Regions from separate parts of the Homo sapiens genome. Here region 2 is linked to region 1. Evidence: read pairs that join two places in POLR2A ChIA-PET (ENCODE). Cell type or tissue: A673. All regions are shown on one strand. Each heading gives the region's core, and the rest is flanking DNA. Links, peaks and the distances in the headings are about the cores only. Region 1 holds the start of OR4E2 (olfactory receptor family 4 subfamily E member 2). Region 2 overlaps PSMB5 (proteasome 20S subunit beta 5).

The links. ChIA-PET counts read pairs that join two places held together with the same protein. Peaks named below come from ENCODE experiments on the same cell type or tissue, not always from the same donor. Only the 100,000 strongest peaks of a DNase experiment are listed, where the experiment ranks them.
Region 2: POLR2A ChIA-PET joins it to region 1 with 5 read pairs; 1 of 35 experiments calls an interaction of 5 or more read pairs at or near these places.

Annotation. Positions count from the first base shown.
Region 1 is chr14:21,649,990-21,664,836 of GRCh38, reverse strand. OR4E2 (olfactory receptor family 4 subfamily E member 2) reads right to left here and starts at 11,002. Exons shown (of 4, transcript NM_001001912.3): 1 at 10,898-11,002; 2 at 8,248-8,335; 3 at 4,091-4,184. It also overlaps TRA and the pseudogene ARL6IP1P1. In A673, for the core only: no CTCF peak of the experiment used is centred there; DNase peaks (open chromatin) are centred at 7,226 and 7,636; H3K27ac peaks cover 2,401 bases.
Region 2 is chr14:23,018,698-23,033,544 of GRCh38, reverse strand. PSMB5 (proteasome 20S subunit beta 5) reads left to right here. Exons shown (of 3, transcript NM_002797.5): 2 at 1-177; 3 at 7,170-7,689. The coding sequence ends at 7,456. Among named protein-coding and RNA genes, the nearest start is that of PSMB5, 8.8 kb to the left of the region's middle. RefSeq lists an enhancer at 8,339-8,428. In A673, for the core only: no CTCF peak of the experiment used is centred there; DNase peaks (open chromatin) are centred at 7,874, 8,284 and 8,764; H3K4me3 peaks cover 872 bases; H3K27ac peaks cover 2,500 bases.

The sequences.
Region 1 (14,847 bases), core at 6,683-9,182:
GAGATCAGTGAGCCTTTACAAGAATAAATAAATGCCCGAAACCTTACACATTAGTTATTTGGCTCTTTTCACTTCAAACTAAAGCACTGATAACATTAAGCTAATATTCCAATACAACTCCCAACTAAATAATTTGACTCTTCTATCAAATTAGATATACATTCAAAGCCTGCAACAGTCTGCTGCACATTTTCATTTTTTCAATGTGAGTGTCCTTTTATTCTCCCTATTAATTCTTCTCTCTGACCAAGCAAGTCACTGTCCTCCAGGCATCCTACCTCCACCTACTTACCTTCCAAAATCTTTGTCTTTACTTTTTCTTTTCCCTCTGCTCAGAAAACATACACTCTATTCAAGTGTACTCTCCTCACCTCATTGTTTACTATTAATATACAAACAACTCCATTAAAAATGGGCAAAGAACATGAACAGACACTTCTCAAAAGAAGACATTTATGTGGCCAACAAACAGGAAAAAAAGCTCAACATCACTGATCATTAGAGAAACGCAAATCAAAACCACAATGAGATACCATTGGCTATTATGAAAAAGCCAAAAAACAACAGAAGAACAGATGTTGGTGAGGTTGTGGAGGAAAAGGGACATTTTTACACTGTTGATGGGACTGTAAATTAGTTCAACCATTGTGGAAGACAGTGTGGTGATTCCTCAAAGATCTAGAACCAGAAATACCATTTGACCCAGCAATCCCATTACTGGGTATATAACCAAAGGAAAATAAATTATTCAATTATAAAGATACATGTACATGTATGCTCATTGCAGCACTGTTTACAATAGCAAAGTCATGGAATCAGCCTAAATGCCCATCAATGATAGAATGAATAAAGAAAATGTGGTACATAACACCATGAAATATTATGCAGCCATAAAAAGGAACAAGATCATGTCCTTTGCAGGGACATGGATAGACTTGGAAGCCATTATCCTCAGCAAACTAATGCAGGAACAGAAAACCAAACATCACATGTTCCCATTTATAAGTGGGAGCTGAATAATGAGAACACGTGGACCCACTCTACACCTGTGGAGGTCTGGGCTTAATACCTGACGATCTGTGCTGTAAACCACCATGCCACACGTTTACCTATGTAACAAAACTGCACATCCTGCACACTTATCCATGAACTTAAAGGTGAAGAAAAAAATACTATTCATCCTTCACTTTGTCTTTGACTATTTCAAAGAACACTACCTTTAAGAAAACTTTCCTGACCCAGTCAAAGCCTATCTATTCCCTCTCAGGCTTCTTTTATGGTCCTTGACCTGTAAAATAAAGTAAAATAAGATGTTCATTTTTGCTCTCCACTAAATCAAAAAAAAAAAATTTTTTTCGAGACGGAGTCTTGCTCTGTTGCCCAGGCTGGAGTGCAGTGGCATGGTCTCGGCTCACTGCAAGCTCCGCCTTCCAGGTTCACACCATTCTCCTATCTCAGCCTCCCAAGTAGCTGGGACTACAGGCTCCCACCACCACACCCAGCTAATTTTTTTGTATTTTTAGTAGAGACGGGGTTTCACCATGTTAGCCAGGGTGGTCTCAATCTCCTGACCTCGTGATCCACCCACCTCGGCCTCCCAAAGTGCTGGGATTACAGGCGTGAGCCACCGCGCCCAGACTAAAATTTTTTTAAGAGTAGTAACCACACAGGACTTATCCTTTGCAGCACTTAGTAGGTGCCTTGTACACAATGGGTATGCAAAAACAATTTTTACTTGAACTGAACCTAACTTCTTAGGCAGCCTGAAAAAGAACTCAAGCCTTCCTTCACAATGGAGCTAAGAAAATACTTAAGAAACTTACTTCTTTAAATTACGTAATATGATATTATTGTATAAATACTAAAGTTATATTACCCTAACTTTTTATACTGATGGCTGGCCAAAAACTATAACCGTTGGGAAATAATTATCACAAGCCACAAAAATAATTTATATTCTTGATCCAATTATTTCACTTGTAAGCATTCAAACTATGAAAAAAGCTAAATGCAAGGAAATATTAACTATAGTATTATTTAAAATAACGTGAGGCTTACATTAGGGGTTTACATTAGGAACAGTAGTTCACAGGGCTTACATCAGGAACAATGTCATGGGGCTTACATTAGGAACAATAGTGACAAAGGCCTACCAACGTGAAAAAATATTAAACATAATGAATAAAAATGAGATAAAGCGTGTTAAACTTTCTCAATAATTTAAAATATATAATGCCAGCCAGGCGTGGTGGCTCATGCCTGTAATCCTAGCACTTTGGGAGGCCGAGGCAGGTGGATCACGAGGTCAGGAGTTCAAGACCAGCCAGACCAATATGGTGAAACCTCATCTTTACTAAAAATACAAAAATTAGCCAGGTGTAGTGGTGCATGCCTGTAATCCCAGCTACTCAGGAGGCTGAGGCAGGAGAATTGCTTGAACTGAACCAGGGAGGCAGAGGCTGCAGTGAGCCAAGATTGCACCAGTGCACTCAAGCCTGGGCAACAGAGCAAGACTCCGTCTGAAAAAAATAATAATAATAACAAAATATATAGTGCCATATAAATTATCAAAAAAAAGGTAGACGTGAAGAAAATATTGTAACATAGATAACCAAAAAAGAATACTCCTGTTATCCAAGATCTCTTAAAACTTGATAAGAAAAGACAAACGACTCAATTAAAAATGAGCAAAGATATACTTAAGTCACAGAAAAAGAACTTCAAATGACAAATAAGTATGAATAAAAATATGCTTAATTAGTAATAGATTAAAAAGAAAATCAAATACTTTTTGTCATTCATCGGATTAACAAAGATATAAGGAAAGGAGTACTCTTAACACTGCTACTAGAAGTAGGTATTATTGAGATCTTTTTGGAAAATAATCTAGCAGTGCCAATTAAAATTTTAAACACTCATACCTCTGAACCCAGCAACTTTACTTATAGGACTGTATTTTGTAGAAATAAAGAAACTGGTAACTAAAGAACTAAAGATACATGTTTAAAGACTTTTTAGTAGAATAACATACTGGAAACAAACTGAATGTTTCTCAATAGAGGACTAGATAAACACATTTTAGTACAGCCACAGTATGGAATATTATGAGCTATTAAGAATAATAATAATAATGAGTTGGATCTATATGTATAACCTAAGGCAGTGGTTCTCAATGTGGCTGCACATTAGAACCACTTAAAGAAGTTTTATAAATTTTGATACCCAGGCCTCATGCCAAACCATCAATTCAGAATTTCTGACAATTGGACCCATCAGCACTATTAATACTCCTTGGAGAGTCCAGTGTGCAGCCAAGATTACAAACTACTAATTCATGGAATGTCAATAACATATTGTTAAGCAAAAGAACCTATTATGAGTATATTACGAACCTTGAAGGAAAGAAGGCAGGGAGTGAGGAAGGGAGGGACAAAGGAATGAATGAACAAAGGAAGAAAGAAATCGAAAAAGATTTGTGTGTGTATGCATATATATTTACGCATATATGTACATGCATATGCTTCAACATATTAATATTTATACATATTCAAACATATATACATATTCATGAATTATGTTTGTATATATTTATTCCTAGAAGGACACAAGATAGTTGTTGACGAACACACATCAATTTTAACATTAGTTAATTCTAGAAGTATGGAATTGAAGGAAATGATAGGATTTTATTAATTTTTACATTATAATTCATAATTGTTCAAGTTTGTATAATAAGCATGGGTTACTTTGTTTTAAAACAAAGTATTAAAAGCATGCACAGGGAAAAGCAAGTGAGAAGAATACCCATAGCTTGTTCTTATCCTACTGCTGTTATCTTTAATTTGTTCCAATTGTATTATAAACATATAATTTTATATTCTATTTTTCACTCAGTATTATATCATAAGTGTATAACCAAGTGACATTTCATCACATATATGTATTCAAATGTGTGCACCCAGTCCATCCTTTGTGGCCATTTATGATGTTTCTAATTTCTCACTATTAAAAATAATGGTACAATCTTTCTCAACATTACAGTGAGAAATCCTATTAAAACATAGGTCAAGCTGGGTGCAGTGACACGTGCCTGTAGTCCCAAATACTCAAGAGGCTGAGGTGGAGGATCTATCGCTTAAGTCCAGAAGTTCAAGGTCTGCCTAGGCAGCACAGCGAGATGCCATCTTTAAAAAAAAAAAAAAAAATAGATCAGATTAAATCATTTCACTAATTCGAAGACTTTCGATGGCTCCCTGTTCACACATTGTAAGTGAAGTCTTTACTTTGGCCTGTAAAGCCCTCAATGACACAACTTCCCATTTCCTCTCTGACCTCGTCTCCTACCACTCTTCCTTTCAGCTCCAATCACGTTGTCCTCCTTGGTATTCCTCAAATACTCAAAACACAGTCCCACTCTGGGGCCACTGCACTGGCTGCTTCCTCTGTTTGGAATCTCTTCCCCCAGATATCCCATAATTCTGGGGTCCCCAGCACCTGGGCCACAGATGGGTACCAGGCTGCACAGCAGGAGGTGAGTGCTTCAGCATCACCACCTGAGCTCTGCCTCCTGTCAGATCAGCCTTGGCATTAAATCCTCAATCGCAAACCCTATTGTGAACTGCACATGTGAGGGATCTAGATTGTGCACTCCTTGTGAGAATCTAATGCCTGATGATGTAGGTGAAACAGTTTTATCCTGAAACCAATCGCCCCCACCCCCAGTCCATGGAAAAATTTGTCTTCCATGAAACTGGTCCCTGGTGCCAAAAAGGTTGGGGACCACTGGCATAATTAACTCCCTCACCCCCTTGATGTCTTTGCTCAAACATCACCTTCTCAACAAGGTTTATGCTGATGAACATAATATAAAACTAAAACTCACCGAGAATTCCAGCACTCCTGATCCCCTTTATCCTGATCTACCTTTTTTATTTTTTGAAAGCACTGATCACCTTCTAATATACTGTATAATTCACTTATTTAGTCTATTGTTTATTATTTTCTTTCTCCTGCTGCTAGAATATAAATTCTAAAAGGACAGGGATCTTTGTTTCGCTCTATGAATCATCCAAATTATCTAGGAAAGTATATAGAACATAGCAGTTGCTCAATACATATTTTTGAACGATTATAACTTCTCTAATATATTATTCCGTTAGGAATAGATTACTAGAAATGAGTTTACTAGCTTAAAGATTATACCTCAAAATATATTATTATCAAATTGCTTCCCAAAATATTTGCAAGATTAAATAATTCACTCATGGTCACTCAGCAACTGGCTAAAATGGAATTTGAATTTTTCAGAGCCTACGTTCTTAACCAAAGAACTAAAAGAAAAAAACATAAAATGGGATTTAAGTAGCAATAAGATCCAACTATGCACTCCCTGAAGGAAGGGAAATATCTCATTCATTTTTCTATCCACAGAGCAAAGTAACTGGCATAAAGGAAGAACTCACTGAATACTTATTGAATTAATTTTTTTAATGTTTTAAAAGTAGGACAAAGCAATCTTCCTGCCTCAGCCTCCCAGCACTTTGGAAGGCTGAGGCAAGAGGATTGCTTGAGGCCAGGAGTTCATGACCAGCCTGGGCAACATAGTGACACTGCATCTCTACAAAAATTTTAAAATTAGCTGAGTGTGGTGGCACATGTCTATAGTCCTAGCTACTCCAGAGACTGAAGCAGGAGAAACATTTAAGCTCAGGAGTTTGAGGCTGCAGTGAGCTATGATCATGCCACTGCAAGCCAGCCTGGGCAACAGATCAAGACCCTGTCTAAAAATAAAATAAATAAAATTTTTAAAGATATTTTCAAAGTAGCACTGCAAGGAAGAATTATGAAAAATCCAAAAATTTGGGGGTAAGTTGATCTGTACATCAAAATAATTACCCATTTTAAGGCAATCAGCAGAAATCTTATTTACAAAGGGGCAATTGAGCTAAAAGCACCAGAATCCCCACTAGACATCAGTATTGTGTATTGTATACTGCGTATATTAGAATTCTTCATTTAAAAAAAAAAACTGAAGGTCAATGAAATCTATCTCTTCCTGCTCTTTGTCTACCTTTTTTACCTTTCTTCCAAGAGCTCTAGAGTTCCCACAGCAGCTCCACAATGTAGACAGCAACAACTTTCCCCTTTTTGAAATCATACCTCTGAAGAGTATCGTGACTTTCCAGAGATCAGTGACCTCTACTCCCTGACCCCAGTTTCAGCCTACTCATCTTTACTTTTCATCAATGATACCTCCAACCCTATCTTTCTCTGCCTCTTGTCTCTGTTTCTACCTGATCTCTCTTTCAGCACTAAAGGCTCAATCCTTGGCAAGGACCCACTTAGAGAAGTGTTACTTAGAGAAGGCTCCTTTTGCCAAGAGGAACATGATTTTCCATCACAGTAGACCATTATCGTGTTAGCCTCAAATGGATTTGTAAAATCCAGAGCTTCCAAGGTCTTGCTTAGATGGATCTGATATAAGAGAACTGCCTATACTGATTGAATGCCAGGGCTTAAACCCTCAAGAAGAGACAAGGCAGAAGTTCATAGGAACACGCTCTAACCTTTGACAGGTTCATCTCCCTAATAAAATGGGATGCAGGTAAGCTTCAGAGGTGTTTTGTGGCTTTCCCAGCTTTTGCATGGCAAGATTGGAATTCTGTCCCAATTCTCCTGTCCCTAGGCCTTTCTATTACTCAATAGTTGGCTGCAGAGAGCTGAGTTGGATTAACTCCTAAATCCCTTTCAGCATATTAAATTTAGTTTATTTTTTAAAGATTTGATTCTTCTCTGTATATGAGGAGACCATCTACTCAGTTACCAACTAAAACTGGGAAAGAAATCTCTGAGAAAAAAAAAACTGCTGTGAAAGTTTTAGAGCTGAAGGTTGTGTAGGGTAAGAACAAAATGATGTCCTTGCTTCTGCATACATAGAAAGCATTTAGAGGCTGGGTGCAGTGGCTTATGCCTGTAATCCCAGCACTTTAGGAGGCCGAGGGGGTGGATCACCTGAGGTCGGGAGTTTGAGACCAGCCTGGCCAACATGGAGAAACCCCGTTTCTACTAAAAATACAAAATTAGCTGGGCGTGGTGGCGCATGCCTATAATCCCAGCTACTTGGGAGGCTGAGGCAGGAGAATGGCTTGAACCTGGGAGGTAGGGGTTGCAGTGAGCTGGGATCGTGCCACCGAGCTCCAGCCTGGGCAACAAGAGCAAAACTCCGTTAAAAAAAGAAAGGAAGGGAAGGGAAGGGAAGGGGGAGAGAGAGAGAGAGAGAGAGACAGACAGAAAAAGAAAGAAAGAAAGAAAGAAAGAAAAACAAAGAAAGAAGGAAGGAAGGAAGGAAGGAAGGAAGGAAGGAAGGAAGGAAGGAAGGAAGGAAGGAAGGAAGGAAAGAAAGAAGAAAGAAAGAGAAAGAAAGAAAGAAAGGAAGGAAGGAAGAAAGAAAGGAAGGAAGGAAGGAAGGAAGGAAGGAAGGAAGGAAGGAAGGAAGGAAGCATTTAACATCACAACTCCATACATTACAATGATGTAGTCATGGTGAGTTATGTCCCAAAGAGTGACCCAGGGTAAGAAATCCCAGAGGAGCAGAGCTACCAGGCCTCAACTGTAGTCCTCCAAATCTTCTCCAGAACAGCCCAAAACTAATCTGTACACTGACTTTCAGAGCACAGGTTTGCTGCGTAAGGACTTCCTTGCTCTTAGAAACAAAGACTGAATGGCCATCTGCCAGTAAAAAAGACTTCATCTTTTCAACATTCAACATTCATCCTATAATTATGTGTGAGTGTCTGCTATATTCCAGGCACTGTTCTAGGTATTCAAATCCAAAAAGCAAACAGAAGTGATGGTCTTGATCCCTTACAACCTCAAGACTCCATAACCTACGGAGTGTTCGATAACTAGGAAAAAGAAATCAGTGCTGTGGCAAACTCTAAAGGTGACAAGTCGTAACCCCAGACATCTTGAGGAATCCTGGAGGGTGTGCGTATGTGTGTTTTGTCTGTGTGTGCAGGTGCCTTCATAGGCAGCAACATGTTAAAAAAGTATTCTGATTCCTTAGACAGAAAAGAGGTTAAAACAACTCTCATAAATTAAAAGGTCTTCTATTAAACTTCTAAACACACACTTAAGTGACATATCAGACAAGTCTTGCTCAATACCAAGTACGTAATGTACATATGAGCATACATGTGCAGACCCACAAAAAGCATGACAAGCAGCGCAGGTAGTGGTAAAACTTACCAGTTTTCTCCAGTTGTGCAGGGATGCTTTAGCTAATTGTTATAAAGTTACTATAATGTTATTTCATTCACTTTTCTCATAATTGTTTCTAGAAATGAAACAGAAAAAGCAAAATCCTAAAAAACATGAAATAAAATACACTCTGATTTGGATATTAGTAACTGGCTTTCTGTTTGAACAGTTTCACCTTTTTAAGTTGTGTGTATGTGTACATGTGTGTGAGTGAGAGAGAGAGAGAGTCTCACTCTGTCACCTAGGCTGGAGTGCAGTGGCATGATCACAGCTCATTGCAGCCTCAACTTCCTGGGCTTATGCGATTCTCCCATCTCAACCTCCCAAGTAGCTGGGACTACAGGCACACACCAACCATGTCCAGCTAATTTTTTGTTTTTTTGTTCATTGCTTTTTTTTTTTTGGTTGTTTGTTTTGTTGTGTTTCTTGTTTTTTGTTTTTGGTTGGTTGGTTGGTTTTTTTGTAGAGACAGGGGCTTCGCTATGTTGCTCTGGTTGGTCTCAAATTCCTGGGCTCAAGTGATTCTCTTGCCTCAGCCTCCCAAAGTGCTGAGTTTACAGGCATGAGCCATCACGCCCAGCGGTTTCGCCTTTTTAATATTGGTCCTTGGTTTTTTTTAATCCTTTTTCTTTTCTGCAAATTTTACATTTTTCCTTTACAATACTTTGACTTTTGTCAGGCCAACTAAGACAGAACTACGTCTACTTGCCATTACCACTTTAATCAGTAACTACCATGGGCACCATTGGAACTGCATTTTAAGACGCATTCAACAAATTTTTTTATAGAAAAAAAGTATTCATTTTTAGTTCATATTAATAGAAAGCACACTTTTAGGGGATATAACTTGATACTAACATTAAGCTTAAAGTTTTGTATTAAGAAAATTTTTAAAACTTTTTTTAGGGACAGAGTCTTGCTCTGTCACCCAGGCTGTAATACAATGGTGCAATCATAGTTCCCTGTAGCTTCAAACTCCTGGACTCAAGCAATCCTCCCACTTCAGCGTTCCCAGTGGCTGGGACTACAAGCACATGCCACCATACCTGGCTAGTTTGTTGGTGTTTTGAATTTTTTTAGAGACAAGTTCTCACTATGTTTCCCAGGTTGGTCTCGAGTTCTTGGTGTCAAGCTATCCTCCCACTTCAGCCTCCTGAGTAGCCAGGATTATAGGCTGGAGCCATGGGGCCCGGTAAGAAAATACAAAAATTTTTAAGGGGTCTGTGGCAAATCAAAGCCAATTTGTCTTAGTCTATTCTTGTGCATCAGAACTAATAAATATTGTCAAATGAAAGCATATTTCCTGTCAATATACATATATAAATTTGGATTCTGCTTCTTTTTGCTCCTTTAGCCAACTCATATATTACTCTGCGTATACTTGAGCAAGTCTCTTTATTTTCATTATGGAATGCAGGTAATAATTTTATCCCTTTAATTACTATAATAGTTAATTTTCTGTGTCATCGTGGCTAGGCCATGGTACCCAGTTATTTGGTCAAACTATGATCTAGCTGTTGCTTTGAAGGTATTTTTTAGATGTGATTAATATTTATATCAGTAGACTTCAAGTAAAGCAAATTGCCCTCCATAATGTGGCGAGGCTTCATGTAATCAGTAGAAGGCCTTAAGAAAAATGACTGAGGTCCTAAGAAGAAGAAAGAATTCTATTTCCAGACTGCCTCTAGATTCAAGACTGCAACAGTAACTCCTGCTGGAATTTCCAGCCTGCAGCCCTGCTGTGAATACTTTAAACTTTCCAAACCCACAATCCACAGTCTCATAATAAATCAAGCTATCTCTGACTCTCTCTCTCTCTCTCTCTCTCTCATTTTATATATATAATGTATATACACACAGTTGACTCTTGAACAACACGGATTTGAACTGAGTCCACTTATACGCAGATTTTTTTTCAACCAAACGCAGATTGAAAATGCAGCACTCACAGGATGCAAAACCCATGTATATGGAGGGTCAACTTAGTATATACCAGTTCTGCAGGGATGACTACAGATTTGGCTATTGGTAGGGGCATCCTGGAAACCAATCCTCCCATGTATACCAAAGGACTAATTTATGTATGTGTGTGTGCATGCGTGTGTGTGTGTGTGCATCTGTGTGTGTGTGCATGCATGTGTGTGCATGCAGCGTGTGTGTGCATGTGTGTGTGTGCATGCGTGTGTGTGTGTGCATGCGTGTGTGTGTGTGCGTGCATGTGTGTAAAACCTTTGGTTCTGCTTCTCTGGAGAACTCTGACTAATATAATTACCTTCTTTGCAATGATCATCAAGATGGGACTGTGGTGAAGTTTAGGAAGACCACTGTACATTTATCACTCTCAGGAGATAAGCTTTTCTTAAAGAGCCTATTATCTCCTTTCTCCTCACCTCAGCACCCACCTTAAATAAGTAACAATAATCATGATCACATTATAAAGGTGAGGCAGGAAGAGGATAGCAAAACTCAGCATCATAAAATCAAATCAATCAACCCAGGAGCTCTATTAAGCTTAGGCTGTCTTCTAAAGTCCAAAGCAATATTCTTCAATGTATAATCAGTAACATTTGTTTATACATAAAAACTATCTATCTTATTTGTTTAAAATAAATGTTCTCAATATATATCACACACTTACCATCTACTCTGTATCTCCTCTAATGATTCCATTCGCCTCTGATACCCTATTATAGAAGCCTAGGATATAAAATCATGAAACTCAAAATTCTGCACAGGGTAAATTTTAGGCTTGAAAGCTTTGGAATTTTTACCTATCTGACACAGGATTTTGAAGTGATCATCACATGACATAACTGAACTTGCCATCAATGAATACTCGGAGGTATTATTAAAAGTTTTCCATTCCAATGCCCTTCCTGTTATTAGTCTCATTCATTTAGCCATTTAATAAGTGGACAAAAAATCCAGAAGCCTTCAAATATGGAAGAGTTCCAAACCTTTGGCAATTAGCATGACATTAGTTTGTAGAGCCACTGTAATAACCACTGCATACACACCAGGGATTCAAAGTCCATGGACAAGTGAAACCTCACCCATGAACACTAAGTAAATTGGTACCAGTCAGTGGGTACCCAGGATGCCTGATATACAGCCTCGAACTAACTTAGCTTCCAGAAGCATCTTGCTAAACACTTCCTAATTTGCCTCTTCTACTGCTTGGGCAGATGTTCAAAGCAATATCTATAAATCTATATTCTCCACACTTTACAGGTTGTCTGGGTAAGGTAATCTTTATAAGTAAGGCAAAAATATCAAAGTGTTTTATAATCAGTTTTTAAATCGCTTTTTAAATATTTTGACTATATAAAGCAAAAATATATTGTGAAATTTATAACATGTAGAAGTAAAATATATTAAAGTAATAACAAAAAGCCTGGGAGGAGAAAAACAGAAGTTTGAAAGTTTCTTATATCATACAGGAAATGATATAATATCACTTGAAGTTATACTATATTAAAGATGTATAATCTAAATTCTAGAGCAACAGCTAACATAAAGTAATATAACTAATAAGATTATAGTGAAGATGAAATAAAATTAAATACTAAAATAAAACCCAAAAACAAACATACAAAAAAACTCAATCTAGACCAAAAAGGAAAGAAAATGAACACAGAAGAAATGGGGAAAATAGAAAACAAATCACAAAATGGTAGATTTAAACCAATCATATCAATAACTACATTAGAATTTTTAAAAAAGGAAAAATAATATACCACCCTAATATTTATCAAAAAAATTTCTGGACAGGATGTTACAGAAACCTCCAACCTGGAGACACCAATATGCATAGATAACAAAAGCTCCAAGGAAAGCCCATTCCTTCTAGCCAAAGGACAAGGAAAAAGGCGGTGGCCTAACAGCAGGAAATCTTTCTGGCAATACCCTTCCTGCTCCAGCTAAACACCAACAAATAAACCACACCCCCAGGTCTCAGTCAGTGAGCAAGGAAGTTGATCTTCCACCCCACCTTCCTTCCCAATAGAAGCCACTGTGCACTCTGGTTTCCCCCTTGGTAGTGTCAGCAGGCCAAACAGGGAGCTGATCTTCCATTCCCCAGATGGCAGAAGCAGGTGGTGCTCCAGTCTCCCAGCAAGATACTGTCAGTGAGGTCCAACAATGAGCTGAGCCTCCATCTCTACCTAGCAACAATGAGGTAGAATGAGGTGCTATGAGGTGAGACAGTAAACACTCAGCTTCCCCCACCCCAATGTCAGCAATGCCCAGTGAGGAGCTGAACCTCCACACCCATCCAGTGGCCATGTAATTGAACAAAGCAATGGAAAGTAGGGCTAATCAGAGTTCCTGTTCCCACTCCCTTGTCAACAAGGACCACTGGTGAGCTAAGCCTCCACTCCTGCCATACCAACCAGGCAGGAGGTAAGTCTAGTTGGCCCTCTCCTTTCCCCTCTCCCAGCTGGCCCAGCAGAAAGCTGATCATCTCCATTCAGAGGCAATAAGGCAATGTGACTTAATGGTCCCCTTTTGGTGGGGTGGTGCCAGTGGCACCCAGCAGGAAACTGAACATATATATTCACCAAACTTTACACTACATCTCAACAGGAGAACTACCTGCTAAAAAGAAGATTAAATAAGATCCAGGTTTCCTAATAAAAAACCCATAATGTCCAGGCTACAATCAAAAATTACTTTTCATTCCAAGAATTAGGAAATCAGAACATAAATGAGAAAAGACAATCAACTGATTCAATACGAAGACGAATCAGATGCTCAAATTATTGGAAAAGGACTTTAAAACAGCTCTCACAAAAATGCTTCAATAAGTGAGTCCAGGCATGGTGGCTCATGCCTATAATCCCATCACTTTGGGAGGCTGAGGTAGGAGGATCACTTGAGCCCAGGAGTTTGAGACCAGCCTGGGCAATATAGTGAGATCCCATCTCTACAAAAAATTGAAAATCAGCTGGGCGTGGTGGTGAGTGCCTGTAGTTCCAACTACTCGGGAGGCTGAGGAAGGAGGATTTCTTAAGCCCAGGAATTTGAGGCAGCAGCTGAGTCCAGAGAACTGAAAAATACAATAACTGAAATTAAAAAGCTCTCTGGATAGATTTAATATAAAGGGGAGATGCCAGAGAACTGAATCTGTAAACTTTAAACAGATCAATAGAATTTACTCAGTTTGAAAAACAGGGAGAAAATAGACTGAAAGAAAAATGAGCAGAGTTTCAGAGACCTATGGGATAATAACAAGAGATCTAAGTTCATATCATTGGAGTTTAAGAGGAAAGAAGTGGGACTGAAAAAGTATTCAAAGAAATAATGCCTGAAAACTCCCCAAATTTGGCAAAACTATAGTGGCAGAGGTAATTGACTACTATCATGAGGATATAGAGTTGCTACTATGTAACGGGGATAGAGAGAAGTACCAATGGAACTCAGAGATGTATTGGAACATGTCTTGGTGTTTCCATGCTTGGTGATAGCAGTGAAGAGGTAATTGCATCAACCAAGGTCTGAAAAGGGTACAGTAACCAGGGGCTTGGGCCCTTCAGGGATGAAGGTCTGAGTCACCAAAGAGCAAGAAACTGAGACCAGCAGGAATGCTGAATGAGGGAGCCTAGAATGAGTGATAGAAGAGGGAGACAATAGATAACAGTGATGGTCTTGGGACCAACTGCAGCAACAACTCTACTTATCTGGCTAAATCCTCTGTTTTAGGTCTTTTTTTTTTTTTTTTTTAAGAAACTGTAATCAGCCACCACCTTGAGGAATCAATGACAGTACAAAGCAAATATAATGTTGGGTAAGAGGGTATCAAAGCAGTGGAAGGGTTGACTGACACTATCAATACCCTCCTCTGCATAACCCGTTTACATTTTCCATGGACGGCCCAACTTTCAACTGTCAGCACCTCTGTGCCTGAGGGGATCTTTCTGGCAACTGGCGCTTTCTTTGCCCATGTACATAGTAAACCCTGAATACTAGAAAATTAATATCCCTGGTAATTAATAAAATTAATATCCTTCAACCAATGGCTGACAGGAGTTGGTAAATGGAAGCCAGTCAACAAGATGACCTCAATGATCTCCATCATCTCTGGTATTCACACCACTGTGCAATCGCCTTCTACACTGTATAAGGGTGGGTCTGTGTGACCAACAGAATACAGCAGAAGTGGCCAGAATCGCCCTGTGGATCTCAGGAGGAAGGCTGAGTTGGAGGGTGGTTTGTGCTTGCTGAGACAGCACTTCAGGGATGATGGCAGAGGGAGGTAACCACGGCACCAATTTGCTGGCTGCAGAGACTGCAAGTTTAGAACAATAGCTGCAAGAATGGGGAAAAGTGATGTTGATGGTGGATAAAGTCTTATTATGGGAAAGAGCTTGGTTTTCACCTGCCATCATGGACTTGGTTTCTTTGGTGCTTCAATTATCTACTATCTAGATCCATCTGTTCTGTCTGCTGTTTCCTCTTTTGTTGTGTTTTGGTGCTTGGCTGACTACCTTGTTCCCATTCTAGCACCTAACATTTTTGGCTCCAATAAATGCACCAGCAATCAACAGCAAAAATTCCATGAAATTTGCAGCAATCTACTAAAAACTCAAT
Region 2 (14,847 bases), core at 6,743-9,242, 1.4 Mb before region 1:
ATTGCAGCTTCTGGGAACGGCTGTTGGCTCGGCAATGTCGAATCTATGAGCTTCGAAATAAGGAACGCATCTCTGTAGCAGCTGCCTCCAAACTGCTTGCCAACATGGTGTATCAGTACAAAGGCATGGGGCTGTCCATGGGCACCATGATCTGTGGCTGGGATAAGAGAGGCCCTGGTGAGTTAAGCTGCAACCACATGATCCTTGGGCTGACACTACAGTGAGGAGGGGTTGGATGGACAGATGAATTAAAGGGCTTGGTGTCAATGCTGAAGAAGTGTAATTAGGTCCTTAGCCCTTCCTTCTCTCTTTTTTTTTTTCCTGTTTTTTTAGACTGTGTCTCATTCTGTCGCTCAGGCTGGAGTGCAGTGGCATGATCTCAGCTCACTGCAGCCTCCGCCCCCAGGTTCAGGAATTCAAGACCAGCCTGGCCAACATGGCGAAACCCCATCTCTACTAAAAATACAAAAATTAGCCCGGCGTGGTGGCGGGCGCCTGTAATACCAGCTGCTCAGGAGGCTGAGGCATGAGAATTGCTTGAACCCAGGAGGTGGATGTTGCAGTGAGCAGAGATCGCGCCACTGCACTCCAGCCTGGGCGACAGAGTGAGACTCTGTCTCAAAAAAAAGAATTTAAGAATTCGTTGAAGGCCGGGCGTGGTGGCTCACTCCTGTAATCCCAGCACTTTGGGAGGCTGAGACAGTGGATCACGAGGTCAGGAGATCGAGACCATCCTGGCTAACAAGGTGAAACCCCGTCTCTACCAAAAATACAAAAAATTAGCCAGGCGTGGTGGCAGGCGCCTGTAGTCCCAGCTACTCAGGAGGCTGAGGCAGGAGAATAGTGTGAACCCAGGAGGCGGAGCTTGCAGTGAGTCGAGATGGTGCCACTGCACTCCAGCCTGGGCAACAGAGCGAGACTCTGTCTCAAAAAAAAAAACAAAAAAAAGAATTCGTTGAATCCCACATGTGGCAGTAGTGCTATTTCAAGTGTTCATTGACCATGTGTGGCTTGTGGCTACTGTATTGGACTCTAATATATGGTTGTCCCTCAAAAGTTAGTCATTTCTCTTCTGTTTTTTTCTTTTTTTCTTTTTTTGAGATGCAAAGTTTCACTCCGATCGTCCAGTCTGGCGTGTAATGGCATTGTTTCAGCTCACTACAACCTCTGCCTCCTGGGTTCAAGTGATTCTCCTGCCGCAGTCTCCCAAGTACCTGGGATTACAAGCGCCCACCAGCATGCCCAGCTAATTTTATATTTTTAGTAGAGATGGGGTTTCACCATGTTGGCCAGGCTGGTCTCGAAATCCTGACCTCAGGTGATTCACCCGCCTCAGCCTCCCAAAGTGCCAGGATTAAAGGCGTGAGCCGCTGCACCCGGCCTCTTCTCTTTTTTTCTTTAGAGAGTCTTTGGCCTAGAAGGGGCCTTTTGGGCTCCTCTCTTTTTTGAGGGGGTGGGGATGGAGTCTCGCTCTGTCGCCCCGACTGGAGTGCAGCGGCGGGATCTCAGCTCACTGCAATCTCTGCCTCCCAGGTTCAAGTGATTCTCCTGCCTCAACCTTCCATGTAGCTGAGACTACAGGCATATGCCACCATGCGCGTCTAATTTTTGTATTTTTAGTAGAGACAGGGTTTCACCATGTTGGCCAGGCTGGTCTTGAACTCCTGACCTCAGGTGATCTGCCCACCTCAGCCTGCCAAAGTGTTGAGATTACAGGAGTGAGCCATTGCGCCTAGTCCTGGGCTCATTTCTTTTATTTCTTTGCTGGTTATAATCACCCTTACAATCATGCTAGGTCCGGTTCTATCATCTCTGAAAATAAGTTCCTTAGCCTGTTTTTCCTTTCCAGCATTTAAGAAACTTGCCAGACAGTTCAACTTTGTATTTAATGTCATTTCCTCATCAGCCAGTTTTGAATTGCCCGTTTAGTAAAGTTGGAGTATAGCTAGTCACCTTCTAATTTTCCCTTCCATATGCTTAAAAATAATTATTCTTTCCTCCTTTTGATTTTGCTTCATTCATTTACCTGCTTACTAAATACCTAGTTATCTTATAGAACAATTATAGGGTACCTACCACTTTTTCACTTGCTTTCAAACGAGAATAGAAAGGGCTGTAGGGAGTATCCACTTACTACCCAATGGAGGATGAAAGGAAATTAAAAACCGGATGTGAGAGAGGAGCTCACTTTGTTACTTTGGAAATTGAGATGCTTTTCTCTGAAAGGTGGGAAAAGACAGTTCCATACATTTTACGTGATCCAGGGAAGCATTTTGGAAATGTTGCTTTGAACCTTTAGCTGGCGGATTTGTTCTAGGTGATGGAAACAGTGTAAAAGAGTACAGGGACCGGGTAACAAGGAAAATCCAGGGAGACTGAGCATCATTTAAACAGTGCCTTCTTCAAGAGGCCTTCCTGATGACCCTGTCCCATTCATTGTGAGTCAGCCCCTTGCCTCATATTACAGTTGGCCCTTGAGCAACATGGGTTTGAATCACTCAGGTCCACTTATACGCAGGTATTTTTCAACCTAATTCTGATTGAAAATACACATTCCCAGAATTTGAAACCCAAATATACAGAGGACCAATTTATTTATTTATTTATTTATTTATTTTTGAGATGGAGTTTTCCTCTTGTCACCCATGCTGGAGTGCAATGGCGCGATCTCAGTTCATTGCAACCTCCACCTCCTGGGTTCAAGTGATCTCCTGCCTCAGCCTCCCGAGTAGCTGGGATTACAGACACCCGCCACCCTGCCAGCTAACTTTTGTATTTTTAGTAGAGACAGGGTTTCACCATGTTGGCCAGGCTGGTCTTAAACTCCTGACCTCGGGTGATCCACCTGCCTCAGCCTCCCAAAGTGCTGGGTGGCGTGAGCCACCATATCTGGCCAACTTTTCATATATGCAGGTTCTGCAGGGCCAACTTTGGGACTTGAGTGTGCATAGATTTTGGTATATGCAGGGGTCTTGGGACAAATCCCCTTCATATACCAAAGGATGACTAGTTAACCCAAGGCTGAATAAGATAAATAACCTTTTTTTTTTTTTATTGAGACGGAGTCTCGCTCTGTCGCCCAGGCTGGAGTGCAGTGGTGCCATCTCTGCTCACTGCAAGCTCCGCCTCCCGGATTCACGCCATTCTCCTGCCTCAGCCTCCCGAGTAGCTGGGACTACAGGTGCCCGCCACCACGCCCGGCTAATTTTTTGTATTTTTAGTAGAGACGGGGTTTCACTGTGTTAGCCAGGATGGTCTCAATCTCCTGACCTCATGATCCACCCGCCTCGGCCTCCCAAAGTGCTGGGATTGCAGGCGTGAGCCACAGCTCCTGGCCTGATAAATACCGTTTTTAAAAGAACCAGTTGGCTGGGCATGGTGGCTCATGCCTGTAATCTCAGCACTTTGGGAGGCCGAGATGGGTGGATCACCGGAGATCAGGAGTTCGAGACCAGCCTGACCAACATGGTGGAACCTTGTCTCTACTAAAAATACAAAATTATTGGGAGGCCGAGGCGGGCGGATCACGAGGCCAGGAGATCGAGACCATCCTGGCTAACACGGTGAAACCCCATCTCTACTAAAAATACAAAAAATTAGCTGGGCGTGGTGGTGGTCGCCTGTAGTCCCAGCTACTTGGGAGGCTGAGGCAGGAGAATGGCGTGAACCCAGGAGGTGGAGCTTGCAGTGAGCTGAGATCGTGCCACTGCACTCCAGACTGGGCAACAGAGCAAGACTCCATCTCAAAAAAAAAAAATACAAAATTAGCCGGCTGTGGTGGCACATGCCTGTAATCCCAGCTACTCAGGGAGATGAGGCAGGAGAATCTCTTGAACCCTGGAGGTGCATGCCTGTAATCCCAGCTACTCAGGAGGCTGAGGCAGGAGAATCAATCACTTGAACCTGGGAGGCAGAGGTTGCAGTAAGCTGAGATTGTGCCATTGCACTCCAGCTTGGGAAACAAGAAAGAAACTTTGTCTCAAAAATCAGTCAGTCAATCAATAAATAAAAAGAACCAGTCAAATGCGGAAGGAGTTTTGAGGAGGAAGAGATTACTTATGATGGGAGGAATTGGGGAAGACTTCATGGATTGGTGGTGGTTGTCCTGGATGTAAAAAAGGGAAAGGGAACATAACAAAGAAAGGGAGGAAAGAAGCATGAGCTTTTGAGGAGTAACTGAAAGTCCAGTTTAATTGGAACTAAGTGGGTGAAGGGGAATAGTGAGCCATAAAGCCAGAAGGGTACTTTGGAACCAGATGATGACCCCCCTCTAGGCAAGAGAGCATGGCACTGGGGCTGAGGAGGGGCCAGAGAAAGGAGTAAGGTAGACATCAGAATCACCTGAACCTGAAAACCAATAAGGGCAGAGGTGCTCAAGCTGGCTTGCATTAAAATCACCTGGGGGACTTAAAAAACAAGTTCCATACCTGTTTCCCACCCCACACCAGTTATAAAAAATACCTAGGGTAAGTCCTGTGCATTTTTGAAAAAAATCTTTGTTAGATGACTCTAGTGCACAGTGAGATGTGAGAATCACTGAAACAGGAAAAAGAGTAGTGATGCTATTGGCAGAATTTCAGAAGACAGGAGGAAGCGTGGGTTTGTGGCGCACAAGAGAGATGAGTGTGGTAGGTAATGGAGAACCACTGGTATCTAAGTTTAGGAAGTTTGAATCTGTACATGATGACAAAGACATCCAGCTGGAGGGATCCAGTAGGCAGTTGGGATTGAACACTTTGTCTAAATTTTCATCTGTACCAAAAGTCAGCTAGTTTTTTCATAAAGGGCCAAATAGTAAATATTTTAGGTCTGCAGGCCTAAATCTTTGTCTCAAATACTTAACTCTGCCGGTGTTGCACAAAACAACCATAGACAGTATGGAAACAGTGGCTCTGTTCCAATAACATTTTAATTACAAAAATAAAGGCAGTTGGCCTGGCCAAACCCTGGTCTATACCAGCAATAGAAATATAATGTGAGCCATATATGTAATTTTACATTTTATACTAGCTACGCTTTTAAAATTAAAAAAAATTAATTTCAATATATTTTGTTTAACCTAATAAATCCAAAATATTATGTTAGCAGGTAGTACTAGTTCATTTCAAATGCTCAACTAGTCCTGTGTGGCTAGTGGCTACCATATGGACAGTGCAGGTCTTTACAATGTGATTACAAACTCTAGGCTTTATTATCCTCCTGTGTAAAGTATGTCTTGTTCTCCAGATAGTCTAAACTCTTTGAGTTCTGGCATTATGGAGTTTGTTTTTCTGTCACACAGGCTGCAGTGCAGTGGCATAATCACAGCTCACTGTAGCCTCAACCTCCTGGGCTCAAGTGACTGGGATTATGGGGTCTTTTGATGGGGGAGTGGGGATTATGTTTTGTTTGTTTGTTTTTTGAGACAGAGTTTCACTCTTGTTGCCCAGGCTGGAGTGCAGTGGTGCGATCTCGGCTCACTGCAAACTCCACCTCCCAGGTTCAAGTGATTCTCCTGCCTCCGCCTCCTGAGTAGCTGGGATTACAGGCATGCGCCACCACGCCTGGCTAATTTTGTATTTTTAGTAGAGACAGGGTTTCTCCATGTTGGTCAGGCTTGTCTTGAACTCCTGACCTCAGGTGACCCACCTGCCTCGGCCTCCCAAAGTGCTGGGATTACGGGTTTGAGCCACTGCGCCTGGCCGGGGATTATGTTTTAAATGTTATCTTTCACAGTGTCTGAAGTTCTGTGCTTGAAACCTAAGTCATTTGGAATGTACTTGTTTTGTGGGTGTGCTGAGAGGATCGGCAACATGGCAAGGTAGTTATTATAATATAAGGTGAGATGGGGTGGTATGTTGTAGAATCCTGGAGTCTTAATATTAAATTTTATTCCTTCAGGTTTTTTTTTTTTCCTGAAGACAGCATCTCAGTCTGTTGCCCAAGCTGGAGTGTGGTGGTGTGATTATAGCTTACTGCAGCCTGCAAGTCCTGAGCTCAAACAATCCTCCTGTTTCAACCTCCCACAGACATGCACCACCACACTCAGCTAGCTTTTAAAAAAATAATAATAATTTTATAGAAGTCCTATCTTGTATTTATGTTGGCTTCCCTGGGTTTCTCTTTTATATATATATATATTATTTTATTTATTTATTATTATTATTATTATTTTTTTTTTTTTTGAGACAAAGTCTTGCTCTGTCTCCCAGGCTGGAGTGCAGTGGCGCGATCTCGGCTCACCGCAAGCTCCGCCTCCCGGGTTTACGCCATTCTCCTGCCTCAGCCTCCTGAGTAGCTGGGACTGCAGGCGACCGCAACCACACCTGGCTAATTTTTTGTTTTTTAGTAGAGACGGGGTTTCACCGTGTTAGCCAGGATGATCTCGATCTCCTGACCTCGTGATCCACCCGCCTCGGCCTCCCAAAGTGCTGGGATTACAGGCGTTAGCCACCGCGCCTGGCCTATTTATTATATTATTTTGAGACAGCGTTTCACTCTTGTTGCCCAGGCTGGAGTGCAATGGCGCGATCTTGGCTTACCGCAACCTTTGCCTCCCAGGTTCAAGTGATTCTCCTGCATCAGCCTCCTGAGTAGCTGGGATTATAGGCATGTGCCACCACGCCTGGCAAATTTTGTATTTTTAGTAGAGATGGGGTTTCTTCATGTTGGTCAGGCTGGTCTCAAACGCCTGACCTCAGGTGATCTGCCCACCTCAGCCTCCCAAAGTGCTGGGATTACAGGCATGAGCCACCGCGCCCGGCCTATTTTTTTATTTTTTTAAATTTTATTCTAGGTTTTAAGAGAACTACTGCTGGCCGGGCGAGGTGGCTCACGCCTGTAATCCCAGCACTTTGGGAGTCCGAGAAGGGCAGATCCCCAGAGGTCAGGAGTTCAAGACCAGCCTGACCAACATGGTGAAACCCCGTCTCTACTAAAAATACAAAAATTAGCTGGGCGTGGTTACGAGCGCTTGTAATCCTAGCTACCTGGGAAACTGAGGCAGGAGAATCACTTTAACCCAGGAGGCGGAGGTTGTGGTGAGCCGAGATTGCGCCATTGCACTCTAGCTTGGGCAACAAGAGCAAAACTCCATCTCAAAAAAAAAGAACTACTGCCTTGGCATATGAATTAGATATCAAAAGGGGTGATCTTTTTTTTTTTCCTGCTAACCTCATCTCCCTTTCCAGGCCTCTACTACGTGGACAGTGAAGGGAACCGGATTTCAGGGGCCACCTTCTCTGTAGGTTCTGGCTCTGTGTATGCATATGGGGTCATGGATCGGGGCTATTCCTATGACCTGGAAGTGGAGCAGGCCTATGATCTGGCCCGTCGAGCCATCTACCAAGCCACCTACAGAGATGCCTACTCAGGAGGTGCAGTCAACCTCTACCACGTGCGGGAGGATGGCTGGATCCGAGTCTCCAGTGACAATGTGGCTGATCTACATGAGAAGTATAGTGGCTCTACCCCCTGAAAGAGGGTGGATGCAGCTGCTTGTGTTTCTTGGGGTGACTGTCATTGGTAATACGGACACAGTGACCCATCCTCCATCCTATTTATAGTGGAAGGGCCTTCAATTGTATCAGTACTTTTTTTTAAGCTCTGGCACATTGACCTCTATGTGTTACCAGTCATTAATGAGCTGCTGCAGAGGTGACTATTTGTTTTACTTTCTTGGATGTTAACATTACACTACTCACTACTCAATCTCAGCCTGTGTTGCATCTTTTGTCCACACTGTCCCTCCTCCAAGCACTTTTCAGTCAAATAAGCCAGGACAGTGGAAGGGAAGTGACTGTAATTACAGGAAACAGTGGTGTGAAGACATTGTCTAGTGAATACATTAATGTCCCCACTCATGAAGCTAATAACGGAGAAGGAGAGAGAGGCAGGGAGGAGGGAGACACTTCTCGATTTGGTTTACAAAGAGATGAAAAGTTGATGAGGTGGAAAGATGCACAGGGCTGTACCAGGCAGGGCTCCAGCGGAAAAGGCTGTCACCCTGTGGTGGGGGAAGGGAGGCTGAGGCTACATGCAGAGCGGAAGGGTGAAGAGGGTAAATCTTGACTCTTAAACCAACTGGGAAGGGAAGGCTTGGACCCTGGGAAGGGGAGGACAAAGAAGTGGCTGTGAAAGCAGTAGTAACCACAAGCTTGGTGACCCTTGTCCTTTTGGTCCTCCAGTGCATATGTGTGGAGGGGAGAGGGTAGTGATGGTGATTTTATAGCCTCCTGGTCAGGAAGCAGCACTAAATTGTCACTGGAATGTGTGGGTGGGGAAGAGGCCCTGCTGAGAGCAGAGAGATGGCTGATTTATCACACCCAGCACTGTTGGGGCTGGGGGGAGTTCCCAAGCTATGGTGGCAGCAGATGGCAAGGCCTTCTGTTAAAGAGAAGACAGGGGATAGAGGAGGTTGATGGGAGAAACCTTTAAAAAATGGGAGCGGAGGACACAAACAATACCACCTTGTATTTAGTCAGAAGGCAGAAAGTGGTTGGTGAAGGTGACAACCCAGTGTCATGTTTTGAGACTGAGAGGTTTGGAGAAGTCATTCACAGAAGAAGAGGGGGTAAACCCTCCTCTCCTGTACTGCAGCTACCTTCCCTTCCCCCTCAGCCTTGTGCAGTCTTCGTATTGATTGATGAGGGCTGTCGGCCAGGAACTGATCGAGGCTTGTTAATTGCATTTGTCAAATGCAGGGAAATTGGGAATTAGTGAAATCGGAGAAGGGGGTTTGGAAAACAAATGACTCGTGCCTAAGGAAATTTTTTGCAGGAAAGTATCTCAGGAGCCCCTGCAGTCAGGGAGCTGCTGGTGTGGACTCAGACTACATGGTTGAAATAGGCAGGAGCTGGGCGGGGCACAGTGGCTCAGGCTTGTAATCCCAGCACCAGCACTTTGGGAGACGGAGGCAGGCAGATCACTTGATGCCAGGAGTTTGAGACCAGTCTGGCCAACATGGTGAAACCTGTCTCTACTAAAAATACGAAAAATTAGCTGGGTGTGGTGGCAGGCACCTGTAATCCCAGCTACTTGGGAGGCTGAGGCAGAGGTTGCAGTGAGCCGAGATGGTGCCATTGCACTCCAGCCTGGGCAACAAAAGCAAAACTCCATCTAAAAAAAAAAAGAAAGAAAGAAATAGGCAGGACCCAAGCTACATCTTCCTTCTCGTAGACTGTTGGGAAATGGTTAGCTGCGTGAGAAGCACAGGTAGGTCATCTTCCTCCCACTTAGGACATTGGTTTGCAGATCTTAAAAAAAAAAAAGAAAAAAAAAAAAGCACTCTTAGGAGAAATCCCAATGCCTGAAAAAAAAATCAGAGGTTGAAATTGAGCTGAGAGGTCCAGAGCCTCCACTATTGAGCTTCCCCATCCAGCCACTCCCCGCAGCACCCTTTGTTAGCCCCATACACATACACAGTCCCTGGCACTTCTTGGAACCTCAAGGAACACAATTTGAACACCTCTTCCCTGGGAAATAGCCTTAAGGATAGAAAGAGAATTGAAGATTGGAATTTCCTTACATGACCCCAGAGAGCATAAGACCCCAGCTTTGGTCCATGAACAGAAAATTCATTCTGGAGAGAAGAGATGATCGTGAAACAATGCAACCCTTTGCCCTGTTTCTGTCTCACACTTTGCTTTGGCAGTGGTTTAGCTGTTTAACGGAAACACCTATTCTGCACTGGCAGAGTCCTTATGTTAGAAGAGAAAATGCATGTTCTGTTCTGGCATATCCCTGTTGATCTACCTTCCTGGGTCTTGGGTAAAAGACTCATTTAATGGAAGAGCTCGATTTGTGGTAGGTTTTTCTGGGAAGAAAGTAGAGCAGAGGTAGGGAAAAACTGCAAGTCTGTAGGCTAGTGGTATCCACCCTGTGCATTTGTGATTTCTTGCTGATGGTTACTGGGGGGAAATTGGCTTTGCAGCGATGTGTGTCTCCGCTTGTGTGGGAATGATGGATGCCGCATAGGATTGGAGAGATGTTTTTGAGTGGAGTGTACCAGTTCAGGGACTCCCATCAGATTCATTTCCCAGTACAGTCCTCTTGACAAAGGATGATGGAAAAGAAATCGCCTTAAATAGCTGGAAGATTAATTTCTCTCAGCAGTTCCCAGGCGTCCAAGGGACTGGGCTCTTTAAGTGATGTCTGACAACTTCTCTTCCCTCAACAGATAACTCAGTAACACCAAAATCTGGCTCCTCGGGGTAGGTGATGGGACTAATCTGATTAAATAGGGAGCAAATACTCCTGGAGGCCCCTTGCTTTCTCTTGCTAGCCTTCCAGCATCTGCACACCAGGCAAGGGAGGGCTGTGGGGAGTAGCAGTGCACTGTGGGGTGAGTAGAATGTTCATGAAGGAAGGTGAAAAGGTAGGTGAGGATGTGGGGGAGGAGGGAGGAAGGGCACAGTTAACGCAAATCAAAGACTGAAGGATAATAGTTACTGAGTGTTCCTCTTTAGGCAAAACCAGAAGGTCAGTGTCTCTTGATATCCTCCTCAGCTAGCAAATGAGAAAACTGTCAGAGCCATTTGGGGAGTGGAAGGTCACATCCTCCGAGGGGAAATAAAATAACTGATTTATTCTGGCCCACGGATTCTATGTGGTCTGTTAGGGGAAGGAAGAAAGAGGTGGGATGAAAAGAGAATAAAGTAGAAAAAAAAAGGTGGATGGAAATTTTGAGGGGAGCATTTCCCTTGTGTCAGGAGTAACAAGGATAGGATGATTGGGTTAGGAGAGAATCTACATGACCATATCTAATTTTCGGTGGATACATTTAGGTTTTTAATTTTCTTTTATTTTTGTTTCTTTTGTTAGATCTTCCCCTGACCTGCTCCCAGGGCTATAACAGATACGGACTTTGAAACTGTATGGAGTATAGAGCAGTGCTCTATAATTTAAAATATACATATATTGCAACCAAGCACCTCTGCTGTTTTGCGTTTGTTTCTTGTTTGTTTTTATAAATTCTAGTTTCCCTTCAGGAAGCCAGAATCATACTGGGAATGCTTTAATTATAGTGGGCAAGAGGGAGCTCAAACAGCAATCAGAACTGCCCTGATCAGCAGCTGCTGCCACCTTCTACCTGACCTGGGCCACCCCTCTTTTTCCCCCCAAGTCAGCCTCCCGTGCTCCCCAGGCGTGGCTTCAGAGCCAAGTTCTGGTTTCCAGGAGCTCTGCCCCCACTGAAGCATTTCAATAAAAAACATTTCTAAAATGTCCCCTTTGCAGTTGTTAGTGGGTCAAGCAGAAGAAATTCTACCCACGTCAGCTTCTTGGGCTTATTTGACCCAACTCATTTCTCCCAGAAGCTTTTGCCTCTGAGTTAGGTGCCAAGCTTAAGCTGGTATTTAACTCTTTATGGTCCAGATTAAGCTGTCATCAGCCATAAAGATATGACCCAGTTTATTTGAAAAGAAATAAGACACCATGGGTTCGACACGTTCTGATGCTTCCCATTACTTATCCCCGGCCCCATCTTAGGCTGTTCCTCCCTTTGCCTCGTTCCATGTTTTCTCTCTGCTCTCTCACTTTATAAAAATTCTCTTTCCTTTGCAGAGTTTAAATAAAAACCAATCAATCAATAAACCAAGGGCTGCTTATAGGCTTTACTGTAACAAGAAAAGGTTATCATTAACTGCAGGGTACCCAAAAAGCTGGTATTATAGAGGAAAACAGATGGAATGGCAGAAAGTGAACTAGAGAGAACAAGAGACAAACCAGAGACAAACAAAAGCGACTCCCAGACAGCAAGCGCGAGATTGAGCAAAGTGCAGAGGGAGATGTGAACGTGGCAGAGAAAGATGGATGGAGATATTGACAGGCAGAGCTGGACTGTGAATGGGGGCAGACAGGGAGTGGGAAAGGAGACTAAGAAGGACAGTGATAGAGAGAGTGGGCAGAAAAACAGGGAGGAAGGAAGCGGCTCGAAGCTAATGCACAGTGAAACATGTCCCCCTGGAGACAGATAATTTCTCCAGCCATACGTAATGAACACGTGCCTCTCTGTGTGTTGCCCCTGTACTGTCACAGTCACTTAAATTCTGCAAGAATCTCTCCATGTCTACACCACTTATGCGAGGTTGGAAAGAAGGTTTGGGCTCTCACAACCCCCATCTCAATCCAGCCAGGCCGAAGACAGAAAATTAGAAACCTGTGTCGTAAAAGTAACAGGGTGAGTGAGGCAGGATCACAGATCCAGTACCTTCGAAAATTTGTTTTTAGGTTCACTAAGAAGCCTTCTCTCCCCACACCTCCATACTCCCTGGCAACACACATCATACACACATAACTCATCCTCTTTTCTGCAAACATGCCTGCAGATCAGGGCCTAGGGTGCCTAAGTCAGGAGAGGGAAGCCACTACCTCCCAGGAAGACTGAGGAATAGCACATGTCAGGTAAGACGAGAAATAAGTAGGTCCAAATAGAAGTAGGTGTAGCCTACAAGGCACCAAGGTAGAGGGGATGTTTTTGCACGACCGCAGCTCTTTTCTCATTCTAGCCTCAACACCATCACTATCCCAGAGACACCTATGCACTCTAAGCCTCCCCATGCATACAGAGTTTCACACAATACACAGGCTTTTTTTCACAGCAGCTTATCTCCAGCGGTGATGTGTGGTATTGTCTGATTAGAGGGAATCCTCTGAGCACCATGGTTATGTGGGAGGGCTCATAATCACCATGTCTCCCTTGAGTCTTGAGTTTGCGCTCATAGCTTAGTCTTTAGAAAAGAAAGCAATGGAGCATTTTAAACCAACACAACATATTCAGCATAGTCCTGCATTTCCAAGCACCTCCTAAAGAGGAAAAATGCATAAAGGTGGATCAATCCAAGTGCGGTCCTTGGCTAGGGGTCAGCACTGTTCTACATCTCATTTAAACAGCCTTAGGGCCAGGTGCCATGGTTCACACCTATAATCCCAACACTTTGGGAGGCCAAGGTGGGAGGATCACTTGAGCTCAGGAGTTCAAGACCATCTGGGCAAAATAATGAGACCCCCATCTCTACAAAAGATATTAAAATTTAGCCAGGTGTGGTGGTACATACCTCTAGTACCAGCTCCTCAGGAGGCTGAAGCAAAAGGATCACTTGAACCTGGGACATGAGGCTGCAGGGAGCTGTGATCGCACCACTGCACTCCAGCCTGGGTGACAGAGTTAGACCCTGTCTCAAACAAAACAAAACAAATCAAAAAACAGCCTTAGGCATGTGCCACATCAAACAGCATCTATGTAGTGTCTCTGGTTGTTTCCTGGCATGTCTGCCTGCTTTTTCAGTTAAGCACTATAGTGTAGTTTTTACTTGTTCCCCCACAGTGTCTAGCATGCTGTTGGCTACTCAGGAAAGATATATAATAAATGTACTTTTAATAAATGAATTAATGAGGCTAGGTGCATTAGCTGACGCCTGTAATCCTAACACTTTGGGAGGCCGAGGTGGGTGGATCACTTGAGGTCAGGAGTTCGAGGCCAGCCTGGCCAACGTGGTGAAACTCTGTCTCTACTAAAATACAAAAATTAGCTGGGTGTGGTGGTGTGCACCCGTAATCCCAGCTACTTGGGAGGCTGAGGCAAGAGAATCACTTGAACTGCAGCGCAGGCTGCACTGAGCAGAGATTCCACTAGCCACTATACTCCAGCCTGGGCAACAGAGCAAGACTCCACTACAAAAAAAAAAAAAATACAGAATTAATGAATGATTGCCAGGCGCGGTGGCTCACGCCTGTAATCCCAGCACTTTGGGAGGCCGAGGCAGGCGGATCACCTGAGGTCAGGAGATCGAGACCAGCCTGGCTAACACAGTGAAACCCCATCTCTACTAAAAATACAAAAAAAAATTAGCCGGGCATGGTGGCAGGCGCCTGTAGTCCCAGCTACTCGGGAGGCTGAGGCAGGAGAATGGCGAGAACCCGGGAGGCGGAGGTTGCAGTAAGCAGAGATAGCGCCACTGCAGTCTGGCCTGGACGACAGCGAGACTCCGTCTCAAAAAAAAAAAAAAAAAAAAAAGACCAGCCTGGCCAACACGGTGAAACCTCGTCTCTACTAAAAATACAAAAATTAGCCAGGCGTGGTGGCAGGCACCTGTAGTCCCAGCTACTCGGGAGCCTGAGGCAGGAGAATCGCTTGAACCTGGGATGTGGAGGTTGCAGTGAGCCGAGATTGCGCCATTGCACTCCAGCCTGGGGAACAAGAGCGAGACTTCATCTCAAAAAAAAAAAAAAAAAAAAAAATTAATGAATGATTTCACTATGGTGTCATTTTGCCAGTGGTTCCTACCCTTCTTAGCACTGTGACTCCCATATTGTTTAATTTTAAGATGCCCTTTGCTGCTCTTAAACATACTATGGGCCAGGCACGGTGGCTCATGGCTATAATCCTAGTGCTTTGGGAGGCCAAGGCAGGTGGATCACCTAAATTCAGGAGTTAAAACCAGCCTGGCCAATATGGTGATGAAACTCTGTCTCTATTAAAAATACAAAAATCAGCCAGGTGTGGTGGCATGCGCCTGTAATCCCAGCTACTCAGAGGCTGAGGCAGGAGAATCACTTAAACCTAGGGGGCAGAGGTTGCAGTGAACCAAGATTGTACCACTTCGTTCCAGCCTGGGTGAAAGAGTGAAACTCTGTCTCAAAAAAACAAAAAAACAAAAACAAAAACAAAAAAACTATGAAACGTATATTAATTTTTAAAATTAAGACAAATTAAAATTACTTGTTTTGTGAATTTCTTTTTTTTTTTTTTGAGACAGAGTCTCGCTCTGTCGCCCAGGCAACATTGGCGCAATCTCGGCTCACTGCAATCTCTGCCTCCCAGGTTCACGCCATTCTCCTGCCTCAGCCTTCCCAGTAGCTGGGGCTACA